Linked DNA regions of Homo sapiens: all the other regions are linked to region 2. A link is a loop called in an ENCODE intact Hi-C map of the cell type or tissue named here. Cell type or tissue: A673. All regions are shown on one strand. Region 1 has its middle 68 kb from the start of RGS18. Region 2 overlaps LINC02770 (long intergenic non-protein coding RNA 2770). Region 3 has its middle 5.5 kb from the start of RGS21. Region 4 has its middle 130 kb from the start of RGS21.

Region 1 (8,000 bases), 220 kb after region 2:
CATCAAGCCTGAAAAAAATTAATTCTTGCTGGAGAAAACCTGTGTTCAAATGTTCTGCTTGACTTCACAGGATTCACAACAGAGCCAGTCAAGGCAGCCATGAAAGAGATTATGCATATGGCAAAAAGGGTGAGGGCTGAAGGGTTTCAAGTTATAGATCTTGGAGAAATTCAAGAGCTAATAGACACCACAACAGAGGAATTAATAGAAGATGACTTGATGAAGATGAATGCTCAGAAAACAAATTGACATTCGAATATCTGGCGGAAGGACTCTAAGTACTCAAGACTGCTTTTGCCTTCTTTTATGACATGGACCTATCTATGATAAAGTTACTGAAACTAAAGCAAATGGTGGGAGAACTGGTATTGTTTAGAAACATTTTTAGAGAAACAAAAAAGCAAAACAGTCAGACCAAGATTACTATGTATTTTCATAAAGTTAAACCAAATGTACCTGCCTCTCCTACCTCACCTTCGACCTTTTCCACCTCTTTCAACTCTGCCACTCTTGAGATGGAAAGACCAAGCTCTCTTCTTCACCATCCTCCTTAGCTTACTTAAGGTGAAGATGATGGAGGTAAAGACCTTTGTGATGATCCACTTTCACTTAATAAATAGTAAAAACGTTTTCTCTACTTTATGATTTTCTTAATAACATTTTCTTTTCTCTAGATTATTTTATTATAAGAGTACAGTATATAAATATAGGTTAATTGTTTACATTATTGGTAAGGTTTCTGATCAAAAGAGGCTTTTAATAGTAAAGTTTTAGGGGAGTCAGAAGTTATACATGGATAGTTGACTGAGCAGGAGATATATATATATATACACACACACACACATATACATACACACACATTCCCCTGCATATATGTATATATATGTGTGTGTATATATATATATAGTGTGTGTATATACACATATATATACACCCTGCATATATATATATCCTGCATACATATACCCCTGCATATATATGTGTGTGTATATATGTGTATATATGTGTATATATGTATATATATGTGTATATATGTATATATATGTGTATATATATGTGTATATATGTGTATATATATGTGTATATATGTGTGTATATATGTGTATATATATGTGTATATATGTATATATGTGTGTATATATATATATGTGTATATATATGTATATGTGTGTATATATGTGTATATATGTGTATATATGTGTATATATGTGTATATATATATGTGTGTATATATATATACACACACACACACACTCCCCTGCTCAGTCGGATATCCATGTTTGTGTGTGTATACACACACACACACACACACACATCTGTATACACATATAGATGTAGTGTGTGTATAAAATATATGTATTTCTTATCTCATAGCAATGCCTTTGATTGTTCTCAGATATTAACTATCTTGAATGAGAAACTGGAAATAATGGTTGACTATCAAAGTCATAACATGTTTGACATATGAAATATGAAACAGGTAATAAGGTGTTACACGATCAAGTTCCCAACAGAGAACAGAGACTTAAAATGTAGTATATGCTTGTGGTCTCATTACATAGGTTAAATGATTCTTCTGGAAAATGCATAGAATTTAGTTAAGAGTTGGTCAGAAATGTGGATATTCAAGGAAGAAGATTTGTATGTTTAATTTATCAACCAGTAAATATATATTGCGTTTCTATTGTGTGCAAGGTTCTCACAAAATTGCGGGGAATCAAAAATATACTAGATACAAGCCCATTTTTTAGTAACTCAAAATCTATTGGGAAAAAATGGTACATATAATACAAAAAGAGCACACTATAATTAGATTCAGAATTCTGGGAATTACATATATTCTGTAACATTTAATCAGTTGTGTGACATTGGGAAATTAATTTAATCTATGAGAGAATGTTTATTCCCTTATAATAACGACAAAAATAATTACACATATCTCATGGTGATTTTGTGAAGATTAAATATAGATATATATGAAACTACTAGCTCATACTAAGGTTTACCTGCTTGCTTGTTGCATTGTTTAACTGAGGTATGAAGACTTAAATAATTCAAGAGTTGAAGAACAACTCAAGGCAGTCACCTAGTTGATGTCAGAGGGAGCATTTCCAAAGCAAAGGCTTCCAAAACAACAACAAAAACAAAAATAAATAAATAAACAAACAAACAGTTCTTTATTTGGATTTTAGCGAATATGTGAGATTTAGAAAAATAAATGTAAAAAAATATTGCCAGTGGGGGAAATATTTGTCTGACTAAGGGCTATGACAAAAATTTAGAAAGACCAACTTAATTAGAATGGAGATACCATTGTGAACCCCTGTAAGAGATAATAGTCTTCACTTTATGGAAATCTAAGGCAGAGAGCATTAATTTTAAATTTACAAGTGTATATAGTGAATGTATCCCAACCTTGGCTATCTACCAGAGTAACAGAACAATGGGAAAAGGGAATTATTTAGTATTTTGAGAGGTATTGGACAGAGCTGAAGCAAATATCAGCATAGTTCTTCTGTTGAGGAGGCCACTGAGAAATAGTTCTCTGGCTGCTGTCCACTGGGTGAGGGTTCATATGAGTCTGTGGACCCATGCTGTGTTTGCTTCCCTGTATTCAGAGCACACAATTAAGATGGATATACTTATCAGCTAACAAAACCACTCTGGTTAGTGGACAAGAGTCAAGTCAAAGTTCCTAAAGCTCCAGCCACTAGTAAATCAGAGACAATAATGCATCATCAGTGGAATTAAAAATGTTAGTTCAACCCTCAAAGTCTTAAAAGTGGTAGGAGTAATGAGTGATTCCCACAATATCCCCATTCATCATATCAATATGGTTGCTGAAAAAGACAGATGAATCATGGTGTGATAATACATTATTATTAACTTAAATGAAGAGTAGAAAAGTTGCAGCTGATGTGCTATAAATGATGGTGCAGATCCACACTGCTCTGGCACTTGTCATGCAGCTCTAGATCAAGAGCTGCAATCAACAATCTTTTTCTGTAAAGGGCCACTTAGTAAATATTTCAGGCTTTGCAAGCCATATGGTCTGTGTCAACTCTGTCATTGTAGCACAAAATTAGCCATAGGCAATATGTAAATGAATGCAAGTGGCTGTATACCAATAAACCTTTATCTGAAAAAATAGATGATGAGTCAGGTTTGTCCTATTGGCCATAGTGTGACAAACCCTGATCTAGAAAATATGGCTTTTCAATTTCTATTAGTAAAGATGTTCATATATCTCTAAATGATGAAGCAAATCATTATCTTTCCCAGAGCTATTTTCCCTTTCCTGCTCTCTATAAAAAAATTTAATCATTTTTACTTTTTGTATACTATCTCACCGAAACTAGAGATTTCCATGGTAGATAGGAATGTTATATGGTGTTTCTAATATGTCTCAATAGAGGTTGGAGTGCAAACCTCAAGGAGAAAACTACTTATCATATGAAAAGGAGATCCTGGTGTGCTCCTTGTGCCTAGTAGAGACTGAGTGCCTGGCTACAGACATCAAGCTGCACTAAAACTAGAACTGCCAATATAAGCTAGATATTGTCACTACCACCACAACGTAAGATAGGATATGCATATGATGAAAATGGTATACTTGAGATCAAACCAAAGGAGATCCAGAAGTCACTAATAATTTACTTGTTACTTGAAGAGGTAGCTTACATGGACAAATTACCTGTCTCTATTACACAGTTGTCCCTCCCTCAGACCCTACCAATGGTCTTGTCGACGTTCCCTGTTCAACTGAAAATAAAGAAAAAAAAATCCTGAGCCTAGTTTACAGATGAATTATCCTGGTATTTGAATGGAAGCCAGAAATGAATATTTTTACACACGGCTCCATAGGGGGTGGTCCTAAAGACACAGAAAACAGAAATCTTCCCAGTAGTAAGAATTTAAGCAATATGCTTAGTCATTTCCTTTTACACAGGAAAAAGTAGTTGAGATGAATATACAGATTGTTGGGCAATGGTGAATGGCCTAGTTAGTTTGTTAACAGACTAGAATGGACAAGATTGAAAAGTATAGTAAAGGAGTTATGATGGAGAGTAATGTGAATGGGACCTGAGTGTGAGTGGACCTGAAGTATGAAGCATTTTGTATATCGCATCAAAGCCTACAAGAAAACATCAGCTACAGAGAAGATGCCGAACAACTAGTTAGATAAAAAAGACTTGTCCAGTAGATGTCATCCAGCCTCTGTCTTTGGTCATTCTATTGCTGGCTCAATTAACTAAAAAGTGGAGTATCATGGTGGCAGGGACAAAAGTTATATGGCCACAAAAGGTATAGACTCCCTTGTACCAAGGCTTTTATTGTTCCAAACATTACTGAATGTCTGAACTTTTCAGCAGCGGAGAACCACTTGGTGCTATGTTGTATACATCAAATCTCTTCTATCATGAACAAATCAGTGATTCATTGTTGGTGCAACAGTTTTTCACTCTGAAATAATGTTTTTCTTCCTTGCCTCAGCACTACTATCTAATTTCTGACAGATTTACTAATGTCCCATACTAAATGATACTGCCCTTAACTAATGAAGTAATTGTATAGCAAAGGAGCTATAACAATAAACATGCACTCATGGGATTCACCAATCCTGTCATATAGCATATTGCCCAAAAATTCACACCCTGAATTTTGGAATAAATATTCAAAGATTCACTCACCTAAGATGAAAACTTGGAAGAGATATCTTGCCAGGTTGGAAAAATCTCCTCCAGGATAAGGTATTAACACTGAGTCAATAACAATTAGATGCTGTTTTGCATCCAGTAGCTAAAACATGTGAAACCAAGAACCACAGGATAGAAATAGAAATGGCTGCTATCTTCACTCTCAGCAATCTACTTAGAGAACTTTTATTTGTCTTCCACGCAACATTAGGCTCTAAAGGTAAGTGAAATATTGGACTGTAAAGGCAGTGTCATACAATGGGGAATCAGGGGATGCGTCGACCAAAAGACACAGCAAGGGTTCCATTAAACCTAATGATATAACTGATACTAAATCATTTTGGGCACCTCATGCCAGTAGGCCATCAGATAAAGTAGTGAACTACTGTCATAATAGGTCGGGTTGATGCTTTATAATAACAGCAAAGAGAGATATGTCTTGGAACTTAAGGGATACACTGGAGCATTGCCCAGTAACAATAGTTAAAATGCAATTATAGCCACCATAGCCAGATAAAAGCAAGGTGACTGAGATTCATAGCCCTAAGGGATAAAGGTTTGAGTCCACAAGGCAAGCAATCTAGGTCAGAAAACATGCTCCTGCGGATGAAGGTAATCTAGAATAGGTGATAAAGGGTTAATACGAAGAATACCAATTATATATTTTAGATTAGTGGCAGCAACATGATTAGCTGTCTCTACCAGCCTTATAGTTTAAGATTTTTAAAAAAATATATAGATTGTAGCTAGCCATCTGCATGGAGTACCAGCAACAAGTATGTTCATTGTGAGGCATGAGCAAATTTAGGAGGTATGAGTGTTGGACAGCAGCAGTTCTTTAGATGCCTCATATCACTTCCCTTGATATACCCGAGTTTACCTGAAGTTGTGGTTTCTGACACAGAAACACTCATTCTCGGACCGACAAGAGCTTGTTTCACAGTAATGTGATACAGCCTAGAGTGGCAGGGATGGAGAAGATGTGCCCAGAACAATCTACCACGGATGGAAGTCTGTGCATGTCCTAAGCTCCCATTGCCTGGTAAGGTAATTCTGAGGCATGTTACAGTTTCTCAGAAATTCCCCCAAAGAGATTGAGCTACAGTTGGTAACAGTGACACATCATTAATTAATGCACATTTTATTGGCTTTTCTCTCCTGAGCCTCTTTTCATTTTCCCTCTTTTTTTGTGGGGAGATGCTTTTTTTTTTCTTTTTTTTTTTTTTTTTTGAGACGGAGTCTCGTTCTGTCGCCCAGGTTGGAGTGCAGTGGCGCGATCTAGGCTCACTGCAAGCTCCGCCTCCCGGGTTCACGGCATTCTCCTGCCTCAACCTCCCAAGTAGCTGGGACTACAGGCATGCACCACCACGCCCAGCTAATTTTTTTGTATTTTTAGTAGAGACGGGTTTTCACCGTGTTAGCCAGGATGGTCTAGTTCTCCTGACCTCGTGATCCGCCCGCCTCAGCCTCCCAAAGTGTTGGGATTACAGGCGTGAGCCACCGCACCCGGCCCCCGGAGAGATACTTCTTAAGATTATTTTCTAAGTGAATTACCTGTGTTAAAACCTTTGTTTCAAGATTTGCTTTTGACAAAACCCTATATAAGTCAGAGAGTATCTCAAAATACATAAAGTACAAGTTAAATGCATGTAGTAATATGAATGTATACATACATATAACAAAGCCAGTTACATCACTTCATATGGATACTGAGTATATGCCCTCTTCTCAAAGCCAGGTCTTGCCCAGAAGTGTGTATTAAAGGAATACGTGAATCTTCCTCTGATCCTCACAATAGGAAACATACTAAAACTCTTCCAACCCATAATGAATATAGACATGATATAATTAGATCAGCAAATCAAGCAGAGAATTTAAGTTGTAAATGGAAGACAATTAAAATGGCTCACATTATTCATGCTGAGAAACTGATCCTAGACAGCACTTGGCATTGCAAGGATTGTTATGAGATAAAAGGGCAAACAGCCTGCACAGTCTGACCAATATTACATTCACCAACATGTTCTTGGAAGAGCTTTTAAGAGAGGAAAATTCAACCTACAAAATTAAACAGTGAAAAACTGGCTCCTTCTGTTTAAGCAGAAAATAATTTGTTTATAAATTTTAAAAGCTCTGAAATGTTAACTTATATGTACCATGGTTTACTAGGCACCAGGAATAAGTTAAATGCTTGTACATGTGCACGTGAACTGAAATAATGCGTGAAAAACTAAGTCTTTCCACATTTTGTGGAAACACAAGACCCAATAAATTGCTATTTTCTACCTATATACATGCTTTATAAAAGCCTAAAACTTCTCCAGTTGTCATGCTTTTGACATTTGAAAATTAATTTCAAAATAATTTGCAGTAAAACAAATGTCAAAAACGTACTGTTAATTAAAATAGAGAGGAAATAAAAATGATAGAAATGAAGAGCTTAGAAAAGTCAAGAAAATGATTTAAATATGTGATATTTTCAAGTTGTTTGGTCCAATTTTATTTGGAATTTACTTAACTATTTTATTTTACCTGTCTTTTTCTTTGCACCGATTCTCATTCTTGTGATTCCCTTTTCTACAACCATGATGTTAAAAAAAAACTACTACATTTTTAAGTTAGTTGGTTTCTTTTAAAATTATTGTTGTTGTTTAGCTCTAAGTACTTTCCTTTGATGGCAGATATTGGGTGGCTGGAGGTGGGAGTAGAAAAGGGGTTTAGATTAGTAACTTTATTAGGATGCAAATGCTATAGTAATAAGGCAAAGGGAAGAAAATGAAAGAAATATTGAAAACTGTACCTTTCTTTGTATCTAGTCTTTGATTTAATTTATATTTTATAACAATTTCGGAAATCAGATTAAATTACTTGTAGTAAAAACATAACAGAATCATTATACTTGTGGTCTTCCAATCATTTAAAGTGCTATTATATTTTTATTAAAACCCAATAGTTTGCACCAAGTAAGCAAACTTTATAGAAAGAAAGTTATCTTTTATGTTACTTGCAAAATAAGAAATTATAAAAAAAAGTTATCTGGACTTTGTTTTAAGCTACTGTCCAGAGTTAATGTTTTGGCTAATATACATCTCCATAAATGTATCAAGTTATTAATATCACTGTATGTTTCATATTGGAGAGGGATTAGGCAACCTCAGAAGAGAAGTATAGAATTATTGCTGAATATTAAATTTTATAAAGAAGCAAACATTTTCACTACTAATAAAAAACAATGTGTCTACAAATGACACAATTCTTGCAAGAATTATGTCTTAAATGAAGTGCCCTAGAGATACTCTGTCC
Region 2 (8,000 bases):
CATTTAGGCTTACTATAAATTTATTTTCATATCAATACTTATTAATAAGAATTAATACTTATGTTTACTGTCAATTTATTTTCACATTAATACTTACAGGAAGTTTGAGAAGTTAACTTTATTTGTTAACTGGCAAAGATCTATATTACAATTTTATGGAAAAATTATCAGATGTAGAATACAACTTATTCTTGATCCTGCCTGTAAAATTTATAATGCATTCCTAAAAATAAAAGAAACCTGAAAATAATATGATACTTTATTTTTCAAACATAAAGATATTTTAAAAGATACCTGGCCATTTTGAATATATGACAACTTAGGGGTAAAACAACAAAATACCTACTGATAGTAGTTTATTAGTATAATTACATGTAACTATTTTAAATAACATATTATATAAATAATTTTTATTTATAAATATAGCATTTGCTTTCCTTTCTAACCTTGTATTAAATCATATTATGTCGGTTTTTGACTTGTAGTATTGGCTTCAATTAATCATCACAGAGCCAATTTTTATATCATCTAACAGTTTTTCAGAGGGCATCCTCTTTACGGTTTCCTCCTGATGCTTTAATAAGAAAAATTTTCTCAAGTCATATGTATCAGTGTGAGTAATATTGGGATAGTCTCCCACCCTTAGGACTTATGACAGAATATTTGGTACATAAAAATCTATTGGTGTATTGCTTTTAAAGGTAACATTTTACAACCTTGTTTATAATAAAATAGATTTGACATTGTAAAGTGGTTGTTCTCGGGTATAACTGCTAAATACATACTAAATTATTTGCTTAATTTTATAATGTTTCCATAAACTAAATCTTATAATCAATGGTGTGCCGATAAATGCTTAAAACTAGCCCTCTGGCAGTGAAGTGGAACAAAAATTCCGATTTGTGCTATTTTCTAATTACCATGGTGTAAATATTCCTACCCTGGCCACTTTTAAGCTGCAAATGTGAAATCAGCTGTCTGGCAAATTTCCAGATATGTTGACTGAGCTTTCCAGAGCCATGGTGAACTAGCTCCAACACACCACCAAAAGACCACAAGCATCTCTCTATCTATAAATTCAATTTGCTTTCACTTTCCACTCCCAGGTATTGTCTTTTCATCCCCATTTCTTCCCTGTCTCCATCTTCACTGGCTCCTTCCCTTCAGTATAAGCTCACTTACAACAACTAAAATTCGCATTTATTCTAGCCCAGTCCCATTTTAATGAAAACAGTTTTCATAATATTGATGTTGCCAGGGCTCAATCTCATCCTAATTCCTCAATTCAGTGAAAGTTTTGTCATAATAATGTTGTTTACACTGCTCTCAGAAGGATCATTAATAAAAAAATCCATTGCTTAATCTGAACATTACTTTTTAGAATTTATTCTATTAACCTTTCTTTGCATTGACATTTCCAAAAGCAAATATAAAAAAAGTTTGATGTTAGAAGTCTGTCATTCTCCTGATCTCAATTTCCTTGTTCTCAAGGTACATCTCTAATGTCTCATTCTTGATTTCTAAACATTAACTGTTAGTGGAAGTGAGATGTAATAGCAACCAGAATATGTGGTTTCTTCTCTTTATGCATATACACTAATTATCATTCTGAAAAAGATATTTAAACTTTATGGTTCTCAAATACTCACTGTAAAATGAAGCTAATAAAACCATCTACAGTCTTCTAAAATGAAGATTAATTGCCAATTTATATTGGGAAACTCATTTAAAAATAAATAACCAGTTCTAGTCATAAAATATTCTTTATTAAATTGTTTTAGAAGCAAAAAAATTGGAAGTTGAATGTATGCACACTAATGTAAAATATACATTCAGATAAATGTTACATTTTACCCCTTGTTTTAAAGACTGAATAATTTAGTTATTTCAGAAGGTAATTTCTCTTTTTGTTATTTGAAAATATAATTAATAATCTATTGTCCCAAACCCATTTATAGTCTCTTAATCCAAAAGCCACCATAACATGAAATTATAGCCTGAAACATAAATAATAAAAGCATTGCGTTAATTCATTTATTAAGTCAATATTCATTGAGCATCTGCTAGTTGCTGAGGATATAGTGGTGAATTTCTTTGGGTTCCTGTACTCATTAAAATTATATTGTGTTCTAGACTTTTCTCATATGGTGATAAATGAACCCATAAGGATTATGTTCTAGAAGATTTATAGCATTGAAAGTAGTAATTGAAGACTGTCATTTCCTGTCTTTAAAAGAAATTAATAGAGTAATTATTTAAGTAGTTTACCTTTTAAATCGAACAAATAGAAATTCTCCAAAGCTATATGAGCATGACCCAATTTGGTAGACAGATTTGCACGATAATGTCTCAGTTTGTTCATCCTTTAGATCATGGGTCCACAACTGCCTTTCCATCAGCCAAATTCAATCCTCTCCTCGTTTGTATACATAAAGTACTATTGCAAGACAGCCATGCTCATTTATTTACGTATTGTTTATAACAGTGTTCTTACTATAGGAATAGTCGAGTAGTTTAAACAGAATCTACTAGCCTACAAAGCCTAAAATATGTACTCTCTGTCACTTTATAGAAATAGTTTGCCCACTATAGAAAAATACTTCTAACCAATCTCAAAATTTTAACAATTTTCAATCTTTATATTGTGTTCAACTTCTAAATGCTTACATTAGAAAAAAAGGAAAAGCTTTACATCAATAACATAAATTCCTACCTCAAGAAACTGGCAACATAGCAACATATATAGGGAATTAATAAGAAACAGAAATCAACAAAATTGAATATAGAAAAACAACAGTGAAAAAAATCAGTGAAACTGAAAACTGGTTCTTTGAAAAATGATCAATAAAATTTATAAACCTCTAGCAAGACTTAAAAAATAAAAAGATAGTAGAAACATATCACCGATATTAAATCAGGGATATTACTACTGACCTTGCAGTCATTAAAAAAATTGAAAGGGAAAATTATAAAAGAACTTTATGCTTATAAATTCAACAACTTAGAAGAAATAACCTAATTCCTCCTAAACCAATAAATATCAAAATTGAAGCAAATGAAATAGACAATCTGAATAGTCCTAAAACCATTAATGAAAATGAATTTATAACTTAAAAACTCTCAAAAAAGTAATATTCAGGCCAAGATGATTTCACTAAAGAATTCTACTAAAAACTTAAAAAGAATTAACATCAATATTATACAACATCTTTCAAAAAAACAGAAGAGACTGGAATACCTACCAACTCATTTTATGAGTCCACAATTACCCTGAGAACAAAACCAGCCAGAAACAGTACAAGAAGGAAGGAAGGAAGGAAGGAAGGAAGGAAGGAAGGAAGGAAGGAGGGAAGGAAGGAAGGAAGAAAGGAAGGAAGGAAGGAAGGAAGATCATCTCTTATGAGCTCAAAAACCCCGATAAGAATACATTAGTCTACTAAATACAGCAATGTATAAACAAATAATTAAATACCATTGCAAAGAAGGACTTATTTCAAGCATGCTAAGCTGACTTAACATTTGAAAATCAATAAATGTAATCCACAATACAAACATGCTAAAGAAGAAAAGCATTTTGGCAAGATCTGCCACTCAGTAAGATAAAAACTCTCAGCAAGTTAAGAGTTGAGAGGAATTATCTCAACTTGATGAAGAACATCTATAAAAAACCTAAAAAGCTAACATCATACTCAATGGTGAAAAAATAAAAACTTTCCTTCTAAAATTGGAAACTAGACAAGTATGTGTGTGTTCACTCTCTTACTCACCACAGTACTGGAAGTTCTAGCTGTTACAATAAGCAAGAAAAAGACGTAAATGACATAGAGATTGCAAAGGAATAAATAAAACTCTTTCTCTCTCTCGTTACAGATATCCATTATTATTTATGAAGAAAATCCCAAGAAATTCACAAAAGAAAAATAAACTCTCCTAGAACTAAGTGAGCTCATCAGAGTCACAGGATACAGATGGGCACACAAAAATCAATCACAATTGCATTTTTCTATATATTTATGTGTCATGTGATGTCAGGGATATGTTCTGAGACATGCGTTTTGCTGTCATGTGACCATAGAGTATACTTACACAAACCTAGATAGTATGGCCTACTACATATCTAGGCAATACGATATAGCCTCCTGCTCCTAGGCAACAAACCCATGCAGTTTGTTACTGTACTGAGTATTGTAGGCATAATGCTAAGCATTTGTGTATCTAAACATAGAAAAGGTACAGTAAAAATATGGTATAAAAATTTTGAAAAATGATATATCTGTATGGGGCACTGACCACGAATGACCTGGTAAGTGAATGTGAAAACTGGGAAATTACTGTACGCTGTTGTAGATTTTATAAACTCTACATTTAGGCTACACTAAATTTAGAAAACAAATATTTAATACAAAATTAACCTTAGCTTACTGTAACATTTTTACTTTACAACTTTATAAATTTTAAATTTTTAACTTTTTTACTCTCTTATAATATCAGTTAAAACAAGCACATTGTTCAGCTGTACAAAATATTTTCTTTCTTTATATCCTTATTCTATAAGCTATTTTCTTTTTTTTACTTCTTAAACATTTTTGTTAAAAACTGAGACACAAACAGAAACACTGTATACTTAGGGTCAGGATCATCAATAGCACTGACTTGGACCTTTACATTTTGTCCCACAGGAAGGTCTTCGTGGACAATATGTCCATGCAGCTGTGTCATCTCCTATAATAACACCACCTCCTGCTGGAATACCTCCTGAAGAACCTGCTTGAGGCTGTTTAAAATGGTTAACTTTTTTTATTTTTAATATATATGTAGAAGCAGACTCTAAAATAATGACAAAAGTATGGTGTAGTAAATGCATAAACCAGAAACATGGTCATTTATTATCAGTATTAAGTATTATGTACTGTATAAAATTGTACTGCTATACTTTTATACTACTACTAACACAGTAGGTTTGTTTACACCAGCATCACCACAAACACATAAGTAATGCATTGGGCTAGGACATTAAGATAGCTTGTCACCTATTCTATCAATATGTGATAAAAATTTTTCAGTTCCATTTTAATCTTATGGAACCACTGCTGTCTATGCGGCCTGTCGTTGACCCAAATGTCATTATGTAGTGCATAACTGTACTAATACTAAGAAAAACTGAGTGTTTGTATTTTAGAGTTAAGCACTGATACGTTTACAAATAAAATAATATCTGACGTTTGTTTCAAAGGAATCTGGATAAGAGGATATGGTAAGAACATATATGAAGTAAGATTGACCATGGGTTAATAATGTTTGAAGCTAAGTGGTAAATAATCTTTGTCCCAACCTTTGTGCATAGTGGTTCTCAAAGATGATCCCTGCACTGGCAGCAACAGGATCATTTGAGATCTTGTTTGAAAAGCAAACTCTGAGGAAACCACATATTTTGTAACCAAAACTCTGCACATGAGGCCCATTAGCCTGTGGTTTCACAAGCCCTTTAGGTAATTTTGATCCAAGCTAATGTTTCTGAATCACTGCTCCAGTATAAATAACATAGAATATTGCATGTATTTGTAGAGACATGACATTTGTATATTTTTAAGTTATCCATAATACAACGAAAAATAATGAAAACACCCAGGACAAATGTTTCACTGGAAAAATTTGAATAAAGTTTGCAGACATAATTCTAATCTTAAACACTTCCAAAAGACAGAAAAGGATCTATTCCCCAACCCAGTCTGAGAGTAGAAAATCTTAGCCCTGGAAGTGAACAAAGAGTATGAAAGAACTATTAAAGCCAGTCTCACTTATGAACAAAAGATCCAGTAATCTTAAGAAGTTAAGTAAATCTAGCATTATGTAAAAATAATAAAAATACATCAGAACGAAGTTGTATTTATCCTAGAAAATGAAAGTTGATTTAACATTAGAAACACTTTAAAAAGCAGGGAGGATTAAAGGAGTTTGTTTATTCTTAATATATTCTGTTTGTTTATTTCAGTGTTTTTATATGAGTATCCTTAAATTTTTAAACTGTGTTAAGATGCATGCTTATACTTGTTTTACTTTTCTGACTGGAAGATAAACCTAAATAAAGGTTGTGAAAAAGATCTTTAAATATTACATTTATTCTTGAAATTCTTGTTAACTTTTATAATTGATAGTTGATAAACAATTAGGAAGCATAAGGCACAATTCTAATAATTCTGCAACTTCCCCCTAGATATTCTTGAAATGCTTATATCCATTGGAATCTGACATTTAAAAAGTTCAAGATTTTCAATAATTTAATACACAAACGCTTAAAAGAGTAAATATAGTTGTGATTAAGAGAAGTTTGGCATTTAAAAATCATAGCAAACTGAAACTTTTCATCTTTTCATTTGTAACACAAAATATTAACTTAAATGATTTGATTTTTCTTTTTCTTTTTCTTTTTTCTTTCTTTCTTTTTTTTCTTTTTCTTTTTTTCTTTTTTTTTCTGGGATTACAGGCACATGCCATCACGCCTAGCTAATTTTTGTATTTTTAGTACAGACGGGATTTCACCATGTTGGCCGGGATGGTCTCGATCTCCTAACTCGTGATCCTCCCGCCCCCGCCGGCCTTGCCTGGGTTTACAGGCGTGAGCCATCTTGCCCGGCTGGTTTGATTTTTCAATAAAAATGCAATAATTATAAATAAGGAATAAAAAGAGTGTCTGTATTATAAAATATAATAACTTTTATTTTGCCTTTCGATATCCCTTTGGTTTCAAAACCAAATGTAATATAAACTGTCAATTTAAAATTGATTTATTAACAAATTATTATTTCCTTATGTAAACATTTAATTATTACACATCTCTGTTATTAAATGGAAAAAGTTGAAGATTGTATGAATATTATAGTTTATGCATGTTATACAATTAAATACATTATATATAGTTTAATAAAATGGTAACCCCAAATTTTAGAAATATATTCAAAATATTATATTTATAATATACTACATGAAAATCAAATTATTTTAACATTATTTAGGGGATTGGTGGATTACATATTGCTATAGTCAATGTTAGAATGCCAAAAAATTTGGAAATCCTGATGTCTATAGGTACATATTATTGCCTCACAAATTGGATTCTTAGGTATTTTTCAGAAATATAGGGTATTTGCAATTGCAAAAAAAAGAGATATTTTTAATTTGAATGTATTCTGGGAATTTCTTCCATTGCATCTATTATTGGTATTTTTAAAAAGAGGAAAATAAATCAGCCTATAGAGATACTCAGTCAATATATTTAAATTTTAGAATAATTTCATGGGCATAATACACAGCTTTGATTCTACTTTGATAAAATATTTGTATGATGGAAAAATTTTAAGATTGTAATGTTCAAAATAAATGTAACAATGGCTAGTAATAGGATAACACAACCTCTAGTAAATTTATTCATTATTTTTTCTTAACTAAACAAAATATAATTATTTCTTAAATGTTTTATACTTAACTGTGTGTGTAGGCTTTGTAAGGGAAAATAAATATATTATTTAAACTCCTTAATTTCAACCTCTGACTTTTCATGCAGGAATTAATTGCATGTCTGCTGCTTCTACTTTTACAAATCTCATTATCCCAGTTTTCACTGGGTGACCTCTTAAAACCAGTGACCATCCCACAAAACATAATGGTGGATGTTCATTAATTTATAGTCTAAAAATAATTATTCACTAAATTATAAAACTCGACTTGTGTATTTGGGCATGTATTTGCATTTTAATCTTTCCCATTGAGTTCTTGTTTATATTCTTTCAAAAATTACACACACACATATGTATAACATATATATTATATGTATTTTACAAGTTTATATTAATTGTCACTAGTAAATTGCCACTTTTTTATTTGCTTTCCTTTTTCTTTAAAATATCTTTGTGTAAGAGAAGTAATTTGTCTAACAGTTGAATGATAGATAAATATTGATATATGTGCTTAGGATTGTGAAGAGACGTTTTCCAATTACATTT
Region 3 (8,000 bases), 300 kb after region 2:
CTTGCAAAGAGTCTCAAGGAATCTTTTACTTGGAATAGTCAAGTGTTTATGAAGTGATAGAAAATGTATTAGTGTTATTCTGTTAACAATTATGAAAAGAGTAATCAGTTCGATTTCCAACTAAATATTTACTGAAGTGTAGCACATATACAGAAAGGTAGGCAAATTGCAATAATTTTATAAAGTACACATTCCTGTGTAAAACCATCCAGATCAAGGAAGAGAAAATTACCATCTTTCTAGAAGCCTCCCTCATGAACTCCTTCAGTCAATACCTCTCCTAAAGGTATTGCTGTTTCTGCCTCCATAGACTAGTTTTGACTGCTTTTGAACTTTATATAAATAAAATTAAATTATAATATTTACTTGTTTAGTTTCTTTTTGTATATGTATTTTGACACAGTGTGTTGCTGTCGCTCAGGCTGCAGTGAAGTGGTGCCTATCAGGGAAACCTGCCCCCAATATTTCAACATAGGTTCTTGCTATTTTCCCTAAGTGTTGGCTGGTCCATGAAATAAAAAGAAAGAGTACAAAGAGAGGAATTTTACAGCTGGGCCACCAGGGGTGACATCACTTATCGGTAGGACAGTGATGCCCACCTAAGCCACAAAACCAGCAGGATTTATTAAGGACTTCAAAAGGGGAGGGGGTGTATGAACCAGGGAGTAGGTCACAAAGATCACATGCTTCAAAGGGCAAAAAGGAGAACAAAGATCACATGCTTCTGAGGCCAATAAAGATCACAAGGAAAAGGGCAAAGCAAAGATCACAAGGTAAAGGGGAAAATCAAAAACTCCTGATAAGGGTCTATGTTCAGCTGTGCATGTATTGTCTTGATAAACATCTTAAACAACAGAAAACAGGGTTCAAGAGCAGAGAACCTCTCTGACCTCAAATTTACCAGGAAGTGGTTTTTTCCTCACCCTAATAAGCCTGAGGGTACTGCAGGAGACCAGGGTGTATTTCAGTCCTTATCTCAACCGCATAAGACAGACACTCCCAGAGCAGCCATTTATAGACCTCCCCCTAGGAATGCAATTCCTTTCCCAGGGTCTTAATTATTAATATTCTTTGCTAGGAAAAGAATTTATTGATATCTTCCCTACTTGCATGTCTGTTTATAGGCTTTCTGCAAGGAGAAAAATATGGCTCTATTCTGCCCGACCCCACAGGCAGTCAGACCTTATGGTTGTCTTTCCTTGTTCCCTAAAATCGCTGTTATTCTGTTCTTTTTCAAGGTGCACTGATTTCATATTGTTCAAACACACGTTTTACAATCAATTTGTACAGTTAGATACAATTATCACAGTGGTCCTGAGGTGACCTACATCCTCAGCTTACAAAGATAACAGGATTAAGAGATTAAAATAAGACAGGCATGGCCGGGGGTGGTGGCTCATGCCTGTAATCCCAGTGCTTTGGGAGGCCAAGGCGGGCAGATCACGAGGTCAGGAGATCGAGACCACCCTGGCTAACACAGTGAAATCCCATCTCTACTAAAAATACAAAAAAATCAGCCAGGCACAGTGGTGGGTGCCTGTAGTCCCAGCTACTTGGGAGGCTGAGGAACCCAGGAGGCCGAGCTTGCAGTGAGCCGAGATAGTGCCACTGCACTCTGGCCTGGGCAAAAGAGCGAGACTCCATCTTAAAAATAAAAAATAAAAAAATAAGATAGGCATAAGAAATTATAAGAGTATTATTTGGGAAGTGATAAATGTCCATGAAATCTTCACAGTTTATCTTCCTCTGCCACAGCTCCAGCCAGTCCCTCCTTTCGGGGTCCCTGACTTCCCACAACAGGTGCCATCATGACTCATTGCAACCTGTACCTCGTGGGTTCAAGCAATTCTCCTGCCTCAGCCTCTGGAGTACCTGGGACTACAGGTGCGCACCACCACGGCCTGGCTTTTATTTTCTTTCTTTCTTTTTTTTTTTTTGGAGAGACAGTGTTTCATCATACTGACCAGACTGGTGTCGAACTCCTGGCCTCAAGCAATCCTCCCACGTTGGCATCCCAAGGTGCTGGGTTTACAGGCATCAGCCACCGCACCCAGCCTCAATATAATCTGTAATGCATTCATGTTGTTGCATGTAGCAAGAGGTCATTCTTTTTCATTGCTGTATTCTTTGTATGACTATTCTACAATGTATTAATTCTTTCTTTCATAAATTCACATTTGGATTGTTTCTAGTATAGTGTTTTTACAAATAACACTGTAGATGAAATTCTGATGCATATCTTTTTTTATACATGTGTATATGCAATTGTTCTGGATAGATACCTAGGAAAGAAATTACCGGGTCATAAGGTTTGCAGATGTTCAGCTTTAAAAGATACTTCCAACCAGTTTTGCAAGATGGTTGTAACAATGCACACTTCCATCAAATCTGTGTGAGGGTTCCTGTTGCTCCACAGTCTTGTTTTTAAATTTTAGACATTATTGTGGGTATATAGTGATTTCATTTTTATTTCTCTAATGACCAATATTGGTGAGCATTTTTTCATATGTTTACTGACTATTTAATATATTCCCTATATATGCTGCATGCACAACTTCGGTCAGATTAAGTATTGCAAATATTTTCTCCAACTCTGTGTCTTGTATGTCCTTTCACCCAATTAGTTTTATTTTATTTATTTATTTATTTATTTGAGACAGAATCTTTCTCTGTTGCCCAGGCTGGAGTGCAGTGACATGACCTCGGCTCATTGCAAGCTCAGTCTCTCAGGCTCGAGTGAAACTTCCACTACAGCCTCCTGAGTAGCTGGGACTACAGGTGCTTGCCACCACACTGGAGTAATTTTTAAATTGTTGTAGAGATGGTATTTCACTTTGTTGCCCAGGCTAGTCTCAAACTCCTGGGTCAATGCAATCCTCCCACCTTGGCCTCCCAAAGTGCTGGGATCACCACACCCAGTTGAATTTATTTTTTTCAATTACTTTATACATAGAAAAAGAGAAAAAAAAACCTTCTTTACATGGCAACAGATAGCCATAGTAAAAAAAAAAAAGAAGATATCTTAAATTAATGATCTCTAGTAGGAGCTCAATAAATATATGTTGAATTAATCAATAAATGATGGCACACATTTTAGTTCTGTTCAATAAAACCCTTATCAAAATATTTTGCCTCATTATTTTGTCCAACATAGTAACAGCAATTTTCTAGAAAAAATAATCATGATCAGGAGAATTTTTAAATACCTCAGAGGCCTCTGAATTTCCCACTGACCAAAGAAGAGAAACATGATATCATTCTTGAAATTTTTAAACACCTGTTGGCAGGTATTTTTGAAACTATAAATCCATGTAAATATAACATATATTGTTTATTTTTAACATTAATTTTAATTCTGAAAGATACAATTAAGGAATTAAACATTGATAAAAATTATTAAGTAGTAGAACAAAAAATGGAAAACGATTGTATTTCATTGGAGGTACTTAGGACTTTGGAACGAGAATATTTACGTTAAAATCAATGTTCACAATCATTCTTAAAAGATATAAGATGATGACTACTCAATTACCATTTATAATTTAAAAAATAAAACTCTTTTCAAACTGCCTGGGAATTGTACTGGATTAAACTAAATTGATTGAAACCTGGATAAAAATCTCCATAGCAAGCATGAATGTGAATAAAACACTGTATGTACGAACAATTTCTTTTGCACTTTGAAAATTGCATGGTTGGAGGAATATACATAAATCTGTATAAACAAAGCAACCATTTAAAAAAGTCATTTTAATTTGAATACTTCTTATAGCCCTTAAATTTCAATAGTTTCAGTATATTAGGGAATCTATTAACATTTCGTCTTGTCAACTCTATCATGTCATAATATATGTTACTTCTCAAGGTAAAATAATAAAAAGGATCATTTAAGAAATGAGACACTCCTTAAAGACTAGCCTTTTAAGAGTGGCATAAAATAAGTGTATCTGCAATAATTTCACTCATATGGTCAACCACTGACATCTATTGGCAAAAGTAGGCAGGCAGGGTTTGGTTAACTTATGAAAGCAGATAAGTTTTTTTTTTTTGATTTTTTGTGGGAACATAGTAGATGTATATATTTATAGAATACATGAGATATTTTGATACAGGCATAGTTTCATTTTTTCATGAATATCCACAGGCTTTTCATTCCCCTATGCCATCCTTTCTCCCTAACTTCCCTCTCCCACTGAGTACTGCTTCCTTGACTTTTTATTTAGTGACCTCTCTCCAGTATTTTAATACTTCTAGACAATAATGCATTATCAAGGTGCCATTACATTAGCCAGCTTCTGGGGGTAACATATTTCATTTATACATTTAATAAATATTTTTAAGAATCTCTACATGCTGTAAACTGTTTTAGGTGCTATGATACAAAAGTAAACAATACAAACAAAAATCTAAGCTTACCTGGAGTTTTCCATTCAAGTAGTCAAGTAGTAAGAGAGAAAATAAACAGAAAAACAAAATAAATGGTATAGTATACCAGTTGGTAATAAGTGCTATTATATGTTATGGATAAAATAAACTAGGGAAGGGGGAAGAAACAATTAGGAAGGAGAAGCTGCAGTGTGTTAGCCATGTTAAGTGTACTGGTCAGAGAAGCCTTCATTTGACATTTAAGTAAATCAGGTGCAGTAGTAAGCCATGGGAATAGCTAACTGGGGAAGGAACACTCAGAAAGAAGGAAAAGCAAGTGTAAAGATGCTTAGGAATAAGGGTGCTTGGACAGGTAGGAAGGCAGCAAGTAGACCAATGTGACAAGAGTGGAGCAAGCAAATAGTTGTGTAATGGGAAACCGTATCAGCGAGGTGGATGGGGACATATTCTGTAGGGATGCTCAGGCCACTCCAGGACATGTTGTTTTTTGTTTTTTGTTTTTTGTTTTTTTTTTTTAGATGGAGTCTCACTCTGCTGCCCAGGCTGGAGTGCAGTGGCATGATCTCGGGTCACTGCAACCTCCACCTCACAGGTTCAAGCAATTGTCCTGCCTCAGTAGCTGGTGGCTGGGATTACAGGTGCCCGCCACTACACTCGGCTAATTTTTTTTTGCATTTTTAGTAGAGAAAGGGTTTCACCATGTTGGCCAGGCTGGTCTCAAACTCCTGACCTCAAGTGATCCACCCGCCTCGGCCTCCCAAAGTGCTGGGATTACCGGTGTGAGCCCGTGCCCAGCTGACACGGCTTTAACTCTGAGCAAGATGTAAAGCCAGGGGAAGGTGTGAGTTGAGGAGTGATATGATCTGACTTGCATTTTAAAAGTACCCCCCAATTGGCCACACTGAGAATACACTGCAGGATTAAAACCCAAAAAGCACAGAGGTAGCTCAGAGACAACTGTAGTAATCCAGGGAAGAGGCAGTTTAGACTTGAATCAATATAATGAAGATAGAGGTGAGTGCGTAAAGACATGATTATATTTTGAAAGTAGAATCAAATAGGTTTGATAAGTGAATGGAAGGGGGAAATGAAAGAAAAAGAAGGGGAAAAGAAAAAGACTGTTAACAAAGCCAAAATTATGTCCTCTCTGCAAGTAAAGATAAACCATAATGGGAAAGCCTGAGATTATTCTTTACTTTTTTGCACTTACATATGTGATAAGTTAATATAATAAAAGAATCTTGTAACATTCTGAACTCAAAGACACTGAATTACTCTTTCATAAGATTTTTAGGGCCATGGGTGTTACAAATGGAAAAGTCCATTATCTTTTCAAGTATATTTCAGATACATTACAAAACACACGATTTGAATTTATTGTAACACTATAGTATTGAATTGTTTCCCATGAGCATTTGATAAATATGTTTTCCAAAGCCTCTTCCTCAAGTCATAAGACATTAATTATTAGATCCCCATTTAACTATAAAATTCTAATTGATAAGACTACTTAGAAAAAATATGATATGACATTCTAATTAGAGCATCAATAATATATCCAGATTTAAATCACTAAGGAGGTATAGACCTTCAATAACATATTTCAATACTGTTTGTAATTTGGATGCTTGATTTATTTCAAAAGTGTCTGTTGGCTAAGTTAACTGATAGCTACCTCTGCATCAGTTATGAAATCCGGACATGCAATCAGCAGCTCCACATGAGACACTCTGGGTGGCACACTCTAATTTCCTTGTATTTCCTCCAACTCTTTTTATATATCTAAAATTGGCCATATATCTTCTGGCAAGCTATTGCTTTATCTACCATATACAGAACTTCTTAGAACAGTTCTAAATTCTATCCTTCAAAACATTTTCTTGAACTTCTTGGCAAAATAATTTTTATTCAAAAATCTATCTCTTTACTGTTTTTATTATACCTTTTCTTTTATGATATTGTTTCCTTAGACAATCCAAATTCATTCTTTCCTCACCCCAACCACTATATTCACTTTAACTTTATGTGCTTAAATTATTCAATTCTAAGTGAAGCTATCTTAGAAATCAATAAACTTAGTTTACAGAGTATTTCCAATGCAAATAATTGTTTAAAACTGTAGTGTATATGTGCATGTGTGTGTAGTCTTGTAAGAAGCATTCAAATTTTATTTTTCGTTTCTTGTTTCTGACCTTCCATTTCCAATATCTTTTGCCTCTCACTGGATTGTGAATGTGCCCTTTCCCTACATCTGAAAATCTTTCAACCTTCACCATTCATTCTAAGAATCAGCAATATGTTACGTTTTTATAGAACCTTTCTTCCAGGGAACAGAGAGTGTTTCACATATATTACCACATTCATCCTTAAAATTTCTCTCACAACACCCATAGCCCTGCTTAAACTATGATTCAGTTGAAACCTCAATCTGTATCTTTAGTTCTTTCTTCCTTGACTGCCTTTCCTATAAACTCTGTAAATCACATTTTTAGAATCCTGCATCTGTAGAAAATATGCATAATTCTATCACTCAGGTGACCTTTCTTTCTAACCCTGTGCTCAGAATTCACCATTTCTATTTCAAAACTTTGCCACAGGCCAGCTAGTAGGCTTTAGGTTACTAAGGTCTTACTACTTCTCTCTGTAACTTCACTTTTTCTTTGTAATAGTGAAATAATCTGACTTGATTATCATACTGTGATTACCTCCTTTTTTTAACTACGTCACTTAAATTTGCTCTAAACTACATTTGTGTCCCTTTTACACTTGACCTTAGCCAAAAGGCTGAGAAGTGATTGTGTATTTTAAATGTATTTTCTTTTTTCAATAATGATTAAAAATCATCTTCTAAATTTTATTTTTATGGTCATATGAAATTTAAGTATTAAAATAGTTTCCTTAGCAGTAATAGCTAACATGTGTTAATGTTTACCATGTAGTGATCACTTTGATAAATGCTTAGATGGTACCTCACTTAATTCTTACTATAATAGGTATAAGAACTCAATCCTATTTTCTATATATTACTGGTAGAAAAATAAAGGTTTTTAAAGGTTATCTTGCACAAGAATGTACATAGTGTGTAGCTGAACTCAGACTTTGACTAAAGTAGCCAAAGCACATCCCCATTTGTCATTTCTCTAAACATTTTCTCTAAACAATTACCGTAAATTGAGAGTTAAAAAAGTAGTATAAAATTTGTTTACTTGGATGAGACTACCACTACTCATAGGTTAAAAATAAATCAGACTTAAAAGTAAGTCATTACCTCTAATCAGAATTAAAATAATTCATTACGTTCAATATGCATTTCAAAATGAAATCAAAATCATTACAGAGAACTTAAGAGGTAAGAGCTATTATTCTATAGAGGATTTGTTTTCTATTTTTTTCCCTGAGCTATCTAGTGCCCCATTTTGTTTTTGTTTTGTTTTGCTTAATGAAATGGCATACTTATACAGTCATGTATCAATTAACAAAAGGGATACATTCTGATAAATATGTCATTAGGTGATTTCAATGTATGAACATCATAGAATGAACTTACAAACCTAAGTGGCATAGCCTATTGCTCCTAGGCTGTAAGCCTGTACACCATGCTACTGTCCTGAATA
Region 4 (8,000 bases), 440 kb after region 2:
CCTGACCAACATGGTGAAACCCCGTCTCTACTAAAAATATAAAAATTAGCCGGGCCCAGTGGCACACACCTGTAATCCCAGCTACTCAGGAGACAGAGGCAGGAGAATCATTTGAATCTGGGAGGTGGAGGTTACAGTGAGCAGAGATTGCACCACTGCACTCTAGCCTGGGCAACAGAGCAAGACTGCATCTCAAATATATATATATCCGTAAGTATACACTATAATTATATAGGACCCTTTACAGTAATAGCAAAATGTTTTTGATCACTTAGTATATGCCAAGCACTATTTACACAGATTGCATTTTACAAAGATGACCACAAAAATATCTTCCACCCATAGGTCCTCCTGCAATGTGACCTTGCCCATTCTTAAATGAAGTCTAGTTCCCATTTCCTTGGCATCTAGGCTGGATGTAGTGAACAGCTGGTAACTAAAAGAACATAGGGAAAGTGACTTCCTGTGAAATCTGAGGCTAGGTCAGAAAAGCCACACATCTTCTACCTCGTTGTTTGGAATGCTTGCTTTCCACATACCCTCTCTGAAGATACTCCCTCTTGGAGCCCAGTCACCATGCTGCAAGAAGCACACACCAAGTGGAGAGAACACATGTGTAATCCCCAGTGGACACCACAGAGGAGCTTGCTATTCAAGTCATTACAACTACGTGTGTATATAAGGAACTCTGCACATGATTACACCACCAGCATTTGATGCATCCCTGGCTATTTGAGCCTTCTGGGCTGAGGTACCAGATATCCCCAGTTCCTAAACCACAGAATCTATGAGCATAATACAATAGTTTGCATTTTATTCCACTAAATTTTAAAAGTGGTTTATTAAGCAGCAATAAATGACTGGATAAAGTTCGTTAACAGTTTTTATCATATAATTTCATTTAATCTTCTAGAGAAACCTATTAGCCAGTTATTATTCTCTGCATTTTACAAAGGGAACCCAGCCTGAAAATAAAATGATTAATACAGCTAATAAATGATAGAGCCACCATTCAAACACAATTACAGAATTGGAAATTGTAAAGACAGCATTATTATACATCCTTTGGGTAAGAAAATTCTGGTAGGCACTGAATAAACATGAAAAGAATATATAAAATAACCCATATTTTGAGATTTCTGTAAACAATGTAAGAAGTCAAAACACATATATGTGACAACTGCTCTTATCTCAAAATCTTTAATTCAACAACTGGGCAAATGGTGCATTTATTCATTAATCAGACTTTCAATAAGTGGCCCCTGGGTGCCTAACATTGTATTAATCAGAAAACCAGCCAAAGGTATAGGCAGAGAGAACAAAAAGTAGTGTAATGAAAGAGAGGGAACTTTCACAAATCACCCATTTGTCCTCTATTCTGGAAGTAAGGTATCTGAAACACTTTGTTAATAAAAGAAACAGATTTGTATTGTTAAAGGTTTGTGGAAATGATTCATCAAAGTGATACATGACTCATGCACAGAAAACTGGATTTTAAAAGAGTACATAAAGTATGGAAGAAATAACCAAAATATGTATGTATGTTCCTGGATGGGAGAGGAAATAAAGGAGAGATACAGAGAGGAGAGTATGCATGGGATTGTTTCTGCAAAGAATAAATGTGTGGCAGTTAGCATTGTGCATGTTTAGAGCAATGGTTTATATGCATAGATTTAGGATTCTACTATCTATATTTTTTAAATATCTTTCTACAAAATCTACATAGATTGTGAAGGAGAAACAGTTTTTCTCATATTCCTGGGAAGAATAAAGATCACCTTTGAAGACACAGAAAATGTTCATATCTCTTCTAGACTTTCAATGTTAAATAGCTCATTTTTTAAGTCAGAAAACATGAAAAAGTCCATGAAAATGGCAGTTAGAGCTGCAGTGCCCAGATTCTATGCTGCCTCTCAGTTTGTCCAGTGAACATCATGGGAGACTTTGTGTTTGGTCAGAATGCATTATCATTACCTGTCTTTAATCTCAACTCATTTAAGATCTTAATTAGTGGAGATAGAAAGTGTGTGCAGGTGTGAGTGTGTGTATGGGTTATTTTAGCATATTGATATGTAGCAGAAATGAGATCTCAGTCAATTCCATTTTCCAGCTTTACAATGGAAATTTAAACACTGTTTGTTACAATGTTGCCATTGAAAATATTATTCCAATTTTATACAATACAAATTTATTTATCTGAAACATTTTTCCTTCGAAGAAACTAAACTACTCACAAAAGTGTTCATTAACCCACATAACTCCAAGATACTGTGTCTTTATTTAGCTGAGCATTTGGTTCTTGAAAAGTAAGTCTTGTTGGCTCAGATGTTAGCATTGCAGCATTATTTGGAAATAAGCAGAAGGTTTGTAAACAGGGGGTTTAAAAAACTTAAAACTTAAACTTCTAGCTGATGAGGGAGTGCCAACCAGCGTATGGAAAGATCAGTGTTGAGTCTAATTTTATTTGGTTCAGTTTATAGATGCGGTGAGTGAGGAGATGGAGAGTTTTGCAAGTACAAGTTAATGTTAATATGCAAAGTGGTTAAGATAATGTTTATCTCTCTAATCTATTAAAATTATTTTACTCCACACCCCAAGAAATAGGAAGAATAGTAATCATTTCATGATAATATTCACATTCGTGATATTAGCAAGTTAATGATGAATTTATACTCACTGTTATTGATCAAATGTGATTGATAACAATATTAACTAGAAAATGCTCACTTTGGGACCATTATTTAAAGTACATTCTGTGTTCTGTGTGGCTTTTTTTTTTCATTCTCCTCTGTCAGTATGAAATGCCTGACATTCATTCATGAAGCATTTCTTAGATTCCCATTATGTGCCAGGCTCTCAGAGGCAAAAGCAAACAAGATACAGTTCTTTCCTCAAAGGATGTACAATTAAATAAAATATGGCAGGTTAGAAAATAAATATGTCCACTGAAAAGGCATAGATGCTGATATAAAACTGTGTAAGGAAACAATGGGGCACAAACTATAGAGCAAGTAACAGGTTTTACCTGGGCAGGCATCAGGAAGTGCTTTAGTAAGGAAGGAATTTTTGAGTGGCCTCTGAACAGGAATGTGCGACAGGGAGCAATTCCAGGAAAGGCGTGGAGACACAGAATAACCCAGCAAGGTTTCTCTGAAGAAAATAATCTACTGCTTTGTGTGGGTTCATGTGTGTGTGTGCTATATGATATATAGATAACATTACATATGACATATATTACAGATACTACTATATGTTTTATACATGACACACATCCATAATATGCGTAAATATATTTATAAAATCAATATACACAATAAATGGTTGTCTGTATATACATACATATACACACGTCAATAGATACATATATGGATTTTGTGTTGTTTAGAGCAAAGTAGTCACATTTTCATCAGCCTCTGGAATGCTATGATCACACATCCCTTCTTCGGCCCTCCCTTTCTGATTTGCTCCTCAGTTTAGTCGTTTAAAATGCTTACCAGGTGTGCTCTCACATTTGACAGCAAAATAGTACCCAGACCCAGAAAATATTTGAAATTTAAATTTTTAATCCTGTTTTTAAGTCATTTACATGAAAATCTAAAAATATCCTTTAAAAGAACATTACCCTATCGTTTTCTTAGAAGAGAATAAAACAGTACAGTAACTTTAGGTACTCTGGCGCCACCTTGTGGTTTCTTTTCATATGACACTGTCCCGGTAAATATTTTTTTAATTTGCTGTAGAAAACTTTAAAAATACTATATCCAGAATCTACAAGGAACTTAAAAAAAATTACAAGAAAAAAATAACCTCATCAAAAAGTGGGCAGAGGATATGAACAGACACGTCTCGAAAGAAGACATGTGTGCAGCCATCAAACATGAAAAAAAGCTCAACATCACTGATCATTAGAGAAATGCAAATCAAAACCACAGTGAAGTACCATCTCACGCCAGTCAGAATGGTGATTATTAAAAAGCCAAGAAATAATGGATGCTGGTGAGGCTGTGGAGAAGAAGAAACACTTTTACACTGTTGGTGGGAATGTAAATTAGTTCAACCATTGTGGAAGACAGTGTGGCAATTCCTCAAGGATCTAGAACCAGAAATAACATTTGACCCAGCAATCCCATTACTGGGTATATACCCAGAGGATTATAAATCATTATACTATAAAGACACATGCACACGTATGTTTATTGCAGCACTATTTACAATGGCAAAGACTTGGAACCAACCCAAATGCCCATCAATGATAGACTGGATTAAGAAAATGTGGCACATGTACACCATGGAATACTATGCAGACATAAAAAGGAATGAGATCATGTTCTTTTCAGGGACATGGATGAAGCTGGAAGCCATCATTCTCAACAAACTAACACAGAAGCATAAAACAAAACACCGCATGTTCTCACTCATAAATGGGAGTTGAACAATGACACATAAGTGGGAGTTGAACAGGGACACAGTGATGGGAATAACACACACTGGGCCTGTTGGGGAGTGGGGGCGAGGGGAGGAAACCTAGAGAATGGGTCAAATAGGTGCAGCAAACCACCATAGCACACATATACCTGTGTAACAAACCTACACGTTCTGCGCAGGTATCCCAGAACTTAAAGTAAAATAAAATTTAAAAAATACTATACCCCAGCATCTGTTCAACAACTATTTCTTAAACATTATATTGGGATCGGAAATATCATTCGCCACTAGGTTTACAAAACAAATAATAAGTGGACATTTTTAAGGGGCTTAATTTCTGGTATGTATTTTGAAGACAGGCCTAGGGCTGAGATACAGACACAATATATTGTTACATTACCCTTTCTAGAAGTGAGAACATATCTGTATTTTATCATCTTTGTAGCAGATTTTTTTTTAAAAAAGTCACCTTTTGGTGACCAGCTGAATGATATCATCTGTTTGAGAAAGCTTTAGAAGCAGTTCCTGGAAAAAGGCTATACAATGAATTATTTTTCTCACTGAATTTTCCAGAGTGCCACAGCAACAATGGTTCAGCACTGTTAGGAGGTAGATCATTTCTCTGCACTCACACGTCAGAAATCCTATGGCACACAAGAGTGGACCACTGACTGCATATCCCACTTCTCATAGTGCTCTTGAGAGCAGTTCCGTCTTTCTGTGAGATACCATATAATAGACTTCTTAGAAACAGGCTGTTTTGGCTCATACTGTGTTTTTACTAAATGACTTCAGAGTGGGGAAAAACCTTTGCCTTGAACTTGGGAAGATGCATAATGAATGGATAGGAAATAGCCCCATAGAAAGCCACTTAGTAAATATGCAGGTCTGACGGGGTACTGGGTAAACAACTCTGTGAAAAGACAATGAAATTCCATGGAATAATCCTATGATTCTATCCAAATTAAGACAATTCATGAAACAGAAAACATTTTTTCTTTCATTTTTCTTTGGCTCTTGGGATCATCTGACATTGATTCAATATAATTTTGTTACAACACAAATACATTAAATAATTATATTTCAGAAGGAATCAAAACAATTTTAATTAGAAAACACTTCTTGAGGACTTTCACTATCCTGAGGATGTTAAAAAATTATATTGACTGCCTCTTCTTGCAACTGTCAAGAGGCTAAGAATTTAAACAAGCAGTTGATTATTTTGAGATCTGCAGTACCATCTTTTCCAATGTTTAATCAAATTGTATAATTGTCATTTTAGAGTAAAAAAGAGCATACTGGTGTCATTTAATGATAGTATCAAGAGCAGAACTCATTTAAAATTCCTTTATCACTCCCTACCCCCAGTGTTTTTCTCTCTTGCCCAGAGTACTTAAAAACTACCACACACCTGTTTCTGCCTCTCAAGTAGGGACATACCAGACTATGCTGTCAATTGAGGAAGACTTTGCCCACTTCAGTTGCCTTACTTGGTAGTGGCTACTTAGCACTCCTTAGATCAGCATTCCCAGTCATCCATTTTTGACATTTAGAAAGAAATAATTATTCACTGTGAAGCAGTGTCTTATACATTGCAGAATATTTAGCATTCCTGGGTCTTATGTGTCAAATACCAGCAGGATTTATCAGCCTTTATTAGAAAACAAAACATTTTCATGCATTTTCAGATGACACCCTGGAGGCTTAGAGCATGAGTACTGACACAGATATGAGGGAAATACTCATTCATTTATTCAATAAGTCTGTCAAACATCTGTGATTATAAATCAATTAACATATTAGGGGTAACTTACTATCTAGTTGGAGAGACAACAAACTAAACATGAAATCACACTTTCACTTATGTAACTTATACACACAAAGTGTTAATAAAAAAAATATTACTGGTAAAATTAGAGAAGGCTATAGAGAGGATGAAAAAAATATTACCTCAGTTTTGAAGGACCTAGAAGAATAGCCCAAGAGAAGAAGAGTAGAACATTTCAGTCACGAGGAATAGAATACGCAAAATCTCAGCTGTATAGAAGAAAATTAGAAATAGCGAGTGTCATTCCAGAGGGACTGAAACAATAAATAGGTTTTGGAAGAGTGATTAAGAGAAGATATTAAATGGCAGGAAAGGGGAAAAGCGAATGAAAAGGAGAGTCGTAAAAGGCAAATTTTGAGCCACCTGTGAAATATGAACGATTTTTGTGTTCCTCTGATTTTCCAATCCTCCTATGGGATTTTACTCTCGTCCCATCATAATGCCTATGAGGGCGAGTGATACCAAACTCTCTTGTCATGCCTGACCCTTCCCCTGATGTTCACATGACATTTCCACTCTCTGCTCCCCATGTTTTTAACAGTTCTGCCCCAACCTCAGACTTAAAAGGTCTATAATGAACTCCTTATCTCTTCGTCTGAACTAGGTTTTGGCTTCTCTGTCACTATTTCTATATTAAAGTCACTAACTTTTTTCTTTCATTCAGATTTCCCTACTGCCAGTTACTGTCTTCTACTTGAATTTTCTTGAACAATATCTCATCTACAAATTTTCCTCATAGATTTCAACTGTTATAACTCAGGAGCCCATTCCTAGGCTACTGTACACCTTCCCTAGCTGGTTTCCCAGCCTCCACTTTCTGCTCTCTTCCATCATTCCTGCACACTGCCATTGGACAGATCTCAATATATTCCTTTGGTTGCTTTGGCCTTGTGCTCAAAAATAGGCTTCAATGACAGAGAAAAGAAAAGGGAAAAGAAAAATCTGCTTATCTCGGCATTCAAGGCTCCCACAATCTGGCCCTAAATGCTTTAATTCCATTAGTGGCTCTCCTTAACTTTCAATGATACTCAGCTGGTAAAAATGTTTTGGTATTAGCCATGTATTGAGCACTTTCTATTACCTGACATTGATGGAAGTGCTTTCTATGAATTTTTTCATTTGACCTTTATTAAACCTTATCAGTGGGTGCTTTTATTTCTCATTTTATAGATGGAAATAAAAAGATTTAGAGATGAGGTAACTTGGCCACCTTTATGCAGGTAGTAGATGATAGGGCCAGAATTTGAAATTTAAATTTATTTCTGATTTGTAATGTCATCCTATACTTCTGATTCGCTCTCCCTCTGTATTAACTACTCTTTAGTCTCTGAAACCGGTATTATTATATCACTTTAAATGCTTCTAAGTTTTTTCTTATCAAAATTCAGCCCATCTTTCAAATCCTACTCAGAAACTACTTTCTCCATAAACACTTCCCTACCAACTTAAGTCAAAGTCACCTCTCCCTCCTGCCAAGCCAGTGGTTTCCAACTTTGGCTGCACGTTGGAATCATCTGTGGAGACTTGATATAATTGGCCTGGAAGCCACCTGGGCATTGAGATTTTTTTTTTTAATCTCTCAAGGTGATTCCAATGTGCAGCCAAGGTTGAAAACCACCACTCTAGGATCTTAAGCAAATTTTAAAAAAATTCTACAGTTCTTTTGTCAATTAAAATGACAGACTGGCATAATTTAGGGACAGATTTGGAGATCAGTTTATTCTGTAAATGAGGATGTTGAATATGA

The links. Hi-C counts contacts between places; a loop is a spot of excess contacts. Peaks named below come from ENCODE experiments on the same cell type or tissue, not always from the same donor. Only the 100,000 strongest peaks of a DNase experiment are listed, where the experiment ranks them.
Region 1: a loop joins it to region 2, with 7 times the contacts of the local background. A loop is called at or near these places in 3 of 110 quality-filtered maps.
Region 3: a loop joins it to region 2, with 8 times the contacts of the local background. A loop is called at or near these places in 16 of 110 quality-filtered maps.
Region 4: a loop joins it to region 2, with 11 times the contacts of the local background. A loop is called at or near these places in 23 of 110 quality-filtered maps.

What each region holds. Positions count from the first base shown.
Region 1 is chr1:192,221,997-192,229,996 of GRCh38, forward strand. No RefSeq gene overlaps it. Among named protein-coding and RNA genes, the nearest start is that of RGS18, 68 kb to the left of the region's middle. In A673, no CTCF peak of the experiment used is centred here; DNase peaks (open chromatin) are centred at 3,065, 3,495 and 3,865; H3K27ac peaks cover 3,446 bases.
Region 2 is chr1:192,005,160-192,013,159 of GRCh38, forward strand. LINC02770 (long intergenic non-protein coding RNA 2770) reads left to right here. Exons shown (of 10, transcript NR_186758.1): 10 at 4,680-6,101. Among named protein-coding and RNA genes, the nearest start is that of RGS18, 150 kb to the right of the region's middle. In A673, no CTCF peak of the experiment used is centred here; DNase peaks (open chromatin) are centred at 992, 2,212, 3,322 and 3,452; H3K4me3 peaks cover 310 bases; H3K27ac peaks cover 5,934 bases.
Region 3 is chr1:192,307,504-192,315,503 of GRCh38, forward strand. No RefSeq gene overlaps it. Among named protein-coding and RNA genes, the nearest start is that of RGS21, 5.5 kb to the right of the region's middle. In A673, CTCF peaks have their summits at 3,991 (motif pointing left) and 6,115; DNase peaks (open chromatin) are centred at 3,978 and 6,108; H3K27ac peaks cover 3,818 bases.
Region 4 is chr1:192,442,363-192,450,362 of GRCh38, forward strand. No RefSeq gene overlaps it. Among named protein-coding and RNA genes, the nearest start is that of RGS21, 130 kb to the left of the region's middle. In A673, a CTCF peak has its summit at 3,691 (motif pointing left); a DNase peak (open chromatin) is centred at 3,669; H3K27ac peaks cover 2,179 bases.